Linked DNA regions of Homo sapiens: region 1 is linked to region 2. A link is a contact called in ENCODE Hi-C data. All regions are on one chromosome and are shown on one strand. The core of a region is the stretch at or near the end of the contact, and the rest is flanking DNA. Distances in the headings are between cores, read along the strand shown.

Evidence for each region. A loop is a pair of places that touch in the nucleus more often than their neighbours do. Pooled maps may share reads with other maps.
Region 1: a pooled map of posterior vena cava shows a loop between it and region 2 (14-fold over the local background). The contact joins the enhancer-like site here to the promoter of CEP57 in region 2. A Hi-C loop is called at or near these places in 1 of 50 pooled maps.

Annotation. Positions count from the first base shown.
Region 1 is chr11:103,869,592-103,872,451 of GRCh38, forward strand. All of the region lies in intron 3 of PDGFDDN (PDGFD downstream neighbor), which reads right to left. Among named protein-coding and RNA genes, the nearest start is that of MIR4693, 21 kb to the left of the region's middle. Within about 2 kb of position 1,325, at least 5 of the 41 ENCODE cell types and tissues checked have a DNase peak (open chromatin) inside an H3K27ac peak, as active enhancers do.
Region 2 is chr11:95,789,124-95,791,851 of GRCh38, forward strand. It overlaps CEP57 (centrosomal protein 57), which reads left to right and starts at 1,375. Exons shown (of 11, transcript NM_014679.5): 1 at 1,375-1,620. The coding sequence starts at 1,576. It overlaps FAM76B (family with sequence similarity 76 member B), which reads right to left and starts at 659. Exons shown (of 10, transcript NM_144664.5): 1 at 269-659. The coding sequence starts at 355. RefSeq lists a silencer at 267-686 and enhancers at 1,187-1,656, 1,620-2,283.

The DNA.
Region 1 (2,860 bases), core at 75-2,574, 8.1 Mb after region 2:
CATGTCATTTTCTTTTTTGTAAGTACTCAAGTGCATTTAAAAAATCAATCTCAAATCATAGTCCTTGTAGTCATCATTAGCCATAAAAGTAAAGTGCAGCAACCACTTTGGATCCTATGGTGCTTGTTTCAGTTGGCTCTTCGTCACAGTAAACCACAAGTTACAGCTTGATTAGTTACTATATCACTTTATACCATGGATTCCTAGTATCCTATTCCCCATAGTCAAGGAGCTCAGCCCTGCACTTCAACCCATGTGCATGATCTAAACAATACAAGAAGGCCTACCAAACAAAATGCCTCTTTTTTATGGTAGGTGACATGGAGTGAATCAACTCTTCTTTCATCTTGGAAGTAATATCTTGACAATTTCTGAATCCCATCTTTGTGAAACTAGTTCCACTACCAATTCTTTATCAGTTGACTTTCAGTTAGGAGACAGTAATCATACAGGAAAAGTTTAATATAGAGGATTATTCACTATAACAGAGGAGTAACTATGAGACGCTATAAATACATAAAAAGAACTCTAAAGAATACCCTAGGTCTGAGGGAGAGTACCTGAAGAAGACAAAATTTGGAAGGGAAGCCCCCTCCCTAAGCTGAGATTTAGACCTCTTTTGAGGTACAGTTTCAATTCATTTGTTGGAGAAGATCTCTGAGCCACTCCAGTATAGCAGTCACCCCATGTCTACAGGGCATACTTTCCAAGACACCCAGTGGATACCCGAAACAGAAGGTAGTACCAGACCTGACTGCTGTCAATCCAAACATGTTTCTGTTCATGTTTTCCACTCACAGATTTAATGCCTTTTCCTTGGTAATTTAGTACTTAACATGCACTGTAGCTATAACTTTTGCAGTTTGAGGTGGGATAGCAACTAGCATGAGTTTCTTTTTCCTTCTTCCCAATTTCATGAATAGAAGATTTGTTCTTACCATACATCTTAGCAACCTCAACCTATAATTTTTTCTCATCTCTTATCAAGTTGAGAACTTTCACTTTTTCATACAAAGGAAGCATTTTACTGCTTCTCTTTGGCACATCTGAATTGCTAGTAACACTACTTTTGTACCCTGGGGCCATTGTAACACTACAACCTATAATTTTTTTATTTCTTATCAAGTTGAGAACTTTCACTTTTTCAAAAAAAGGAAGCATTTTACTGCTTCCCTTTGGCATATCTGAATTGCTAGTAACATGACATTTGTGCTCTGGGCCCATCTAAGTAAAATAAGGGTGGCTAGAACACAAGCACTGCAATACTGAGACAGTTGATCTAATAACTGAGATGGCTCCTAAGCAACGAAAGGCGGGTGGCGTGTACAGCGTGGACATGCTGGAAAAAGGAGTGATTCATGTCCCGGGTGGGACAGAGCAGGACAGCACAAGATTTCATCACACTTCTCAGAACAGCATGTGATTTAAAATTTATGAATTATTTCTGGAACTTTCCATTTAATGTTTTCAGAACACAGTTGAGCACTGAATTCCTGGAAAGTGGAAACACAGATGAAGCCAAGGGTGGGGACTACTGTACTAGGCAAGCAGAAGACAGCCTCTGGGGTGGGTCTGGCTAAGGCTGTTGGTGGGGCTGGGCAGACAGGAGTTGAGTGCAAGCTCACTCACGGGCAAGGCAACCTGAGGCCTGGGATGCATGTTGCCTACATTGAAAGGGCCATGGCAAGGGGGTCGACTGGTCAGGGTCAGGGCTGCAAACTGGCCGAAGGACTGAAAGCTCCAAGAAAGTGTATGTGCTAAAGATGCTCTGGAAGTTGGCAGCAGACAGTTCAAGAAAGACAATGTAGGACACACAGGGTGTTGCACTGCTACTGACCTCTACCAGTGGTGAGACCCTCATGCCATTCACAGTTGTAGGAGAGTGAGTCAGATTGGTTGAACTTAAGATTCCTTTTCTTGGTGAGAAGATTACTTGTTCACTCAAAGGCTGCACATAACATGGGATTACTGAGATATCAGGTGCTAATAGGACTGAGGGATTAGATGGTAGACTGTCAAAAATTGACAGAGGTTCCTCAAACAGTTCCTGTTCATGATACCCCTTTTTGGGTGACTGAGAGATAAAGATTCCAGGTCTTGTTCCTTTAAGTTAAGGTATGCTATATGTGTGAAAGATCAGTTGAGTTTAAACAATTTCTAATCCTTCATTCAGCCAATCAATCAGTCATCTATTCACCAAACATGCATCAAATGTACATAAAGTGCAAAATCCCATTCTGGATCAATTAAATGCCCCTGCCACGCATTCATGCCTTCTCCTTTCATCCCTCTCATTCCTGCTCTTAGACTTTTAAGAATTTATATAATGGAGCCCCCAAATCCTCAGTTATTCAATCCCTCATGTATGTCATTAAAGTTTTTTCCACCAACATCTTCCCCTCAGCCTTCCCTCCTGTTTCCCAGCCTTGGTCATTTGAGCATTGGTTTGAGTCTCCATCCCAGGAAGGACAGGGAAGGAAAATGAGGTCAACCTGGACACATCTCATCTCCAAGACTATGTTTAACAGCTCTGGCAGGAGATTTTAACACAGGAAATTGCATAAAATATGTTTCAGGGATTATTTTTGGATTTCAGTGACCCATGTTCTTCCTGGCACTGATCATCAGAGCTAACTGAAAACTAGTGTTGATTAAAAAAAAAAAAAAAAAAAAAAAAGCCTGTGGGTTAAAACGGTAGCCACAAGCACTCCAGAAGGCAGCCACGGTGTGAAGAAGAGTACAAAGTCTTAATTCAACTTCTGGCTTTCCTTCTTAGTAACTGCGTGAGCTGTTTTATTGCTTTTTGAAACACAGAAACATGCAATGTGCACATACAAATATTCACGTGCATGTACACACG
Region 2 (2,728 bases), core at 125-2,624:
CCCACTCCTGAGACCCCCAGACGCTGACGGGGCCCGGCACCCTCCTGGGCCGCCTGGAAAAGGGCACGATTCTGCCTCCCTTTCAGGGTCCGTTCCCAGCTAATGTTCAAGCCCCCAGAAAAAGGGGTCCCCGAGTGGGGAGGCGAGGGCTCCAGACTCCCAAACCCCTGAGGCGCCGGCGAAGAGGGGCTGCAGTGCAGCGGCTACCCGGCCCCCTCCGGCTACGGCCGAGGACACCCATCCCGCCCGCCTCCCGGAGCCCACGGACCTTGCAGAGCTGCTGGCCCTGGGAGAGCTCCTCGAAAGGATAACGCTGGGTACACTTGGTGCAGGCGTACAGGGCCGAGGCCGCCATCCTGCTCCTCAGTCTCCTCCTCCGCCGCCGCCCGCTCCGAGGCGGGGCCCTACGGAGAACCCGAGAGCCGCCGCCGCCCGGGCCGCGGGCTCCTCCTCCTCCCCCTCCCCCTGCCTCGCGCCCACCAGGGCCTCGCCGCGAGAGCCCAGGGCCCCGCGGACGACGCCACCGTCTCCCTCCGCCTCCACTTCCGCCCCAGCCCACCCAGTGACGCCGTGCCAGCCGCTCCCGCTTAGGCCCCGATAGCGGCGGAGGGAGACGAAGCGGGTAGGGGGTTGCTGTTTAGCTGTGCGGCCGTGGATCCGCTTCCTTCTCGGCCTCCCTTTCCCATCCCTGATTGGCTGCGAAGGCTATCGCGTCATTCGATGGCTCCTCCCAACTCCCAACTTCCGCGACGCAGGAAGCGCCCACAAAGGGAGGATGTCGCCGGCCAATGACATCCCGGAGCTCTCAGCGCGCGAAATCCGCTTTGAACCTGCCCCGCCCAAAGGTCTGCGGTCGCGGCTATTTCTAACAGCCAGTCCCAGGTTTGGCTGAGAGCGCCCCAATCCAATTGAGCAAATGTTCGCGAAAGGCTCGTTCTCTGCCGCAACTTTTTTTCCCTTGCTTTCTATTGGACTAAATCGTTAAGTCCCTCCTAATCCTATTTGTTATTGGCCAAAAGGTAAATACTTCACCTGGAGAGGCGTCCCCGAGGCAAATTCACGCTCTCTCCGGCGTTTAATCCGAGGGAACTCGTGGAGTGCTTTAACTTCGCCTTCGCTTTTGTTTTATCTCCATTACTCCCTTCAGTTGCCACTGGCGACACCACTACTCGCCCACGCTTCTTACTGGAGGAGGCCCGACCCTCCGTAGAATCCCCGCAGAGCCGGCCTGTAACCCCGGCGTTGTCTGCCCCAGCGGGCCCCGTTACGCGCTACCTTGTGACGTCACCAGGGAAGAGGCGGATTCTCTCCTACTACAGAAAGACGTCTGCTGTTTTGATTGGCTAGGAAAGACGTCCGTTAGGACGTGTTGCCCTTTCTGTGTAAGCTGTGAGCGTAGGCGGCCCTGAGGGGGTGTGTTGCAGGGGTTTCCAAGCCCAGCACCAGCACCCTTGCCCTTTTCCATCAGGGGTTCAGCCTAGGGTCCCCGCTGGTGGGCGGCTCCCGAGTCTTGGAGAAGAGCACGAGAACCTAGACCGCCCCCGAAGTGCGGAGACCCCCTGGGCAGGCTGAAAGATGGCGGCGGCGTCTGTCTCTGCGGCTTCTGGTTCTCACTTGTCGGTAAGAAGCAGTTGGCGCGAGTGGGCCCCACGTCGGCCCTAAGCGCCTCTTTGAGTTTCCTCACGTTTCAGGGCGCTGTCAGTCCAGCTTCTGACGCAATTCTGGAGGTCGGCGGGAATGCCTAGATTGCCCCGCGCTCCCCAAGCTTCCATTCACTGTGGCTGTGTCGAAGCTGCACCCTCTGGCTCCCAGTGAAACTGGGCTGGCCGCCCCTGTTCCCCAGCCCTTATTCACCTTTTGGCGTAGCAACCAACCCCGGTTGCCTAACATTCCCAAGGGCCGGCTGGGATAACTGCCCACTCCCTGGCCTGCAAAAATGTAGCTCTTTTGGTCACGTGGGTTCAGCGGCCCCTCTAGGAAACTCGCCAGATCAGGTGAGGCGCGCCAGTGTGTTTAAGAGACGTTGCAGAATAGTAGTCCGCCGTCTCTCGAGCGCTTACTAGTCGTTGCTTATGCTGTTTCCTATCCCTGCAGTGCCTCCCACTCCCATCCACATTAACTTCGTTGTGTGATGCTCGTAGCCAGAACGCGCGCTTCCTGTCACCTAGAATTACTGGAACTTCAATGTGGAAATGCCCTTTTGGAGAGGCGACAGGGGGAATTGATTTTAAATATTGTTTTCGCCTCATCAAATGTCACCATCCAGTTTAGTTACTGGTATTCACTGGTATTTCTCAAATTGGAGTGTCGAATGCTTAGGTTTTTGAAAACCGCGGCATTGGAAAGCTTTGATAGGAAGTAAATGTTGGAGCTCTTATTTCTCCAGTTAGCAAATGTTCGATGCCTGGTATACTGTTAGGGTCCAAATGAACAGAATAGAAACCCTGCTTTGAAGGAGAAAAACACTGAAGAGAAACTACACGTAATTAGTGATTACTGCGCAGTATAGTTTAGGAAGTGCTACCGTAGTAGAATAATCTAGAGGGGAGTGATTAACAGTGCTTGGGTAGGCTAGAGAAGGTTTCCTAGAAGGGAAGATGGAGCTAGTTGCGTGTCGAAGGAATTGTGATTGCTTGTCCCAAGAGTAGAGAAAGGAGAAAAAGGCAGTGCGGGAATTTTGGAGTATGTGCTAGAACAGTAGGTGCTTTTAGGAAACTTGAGATAGTTC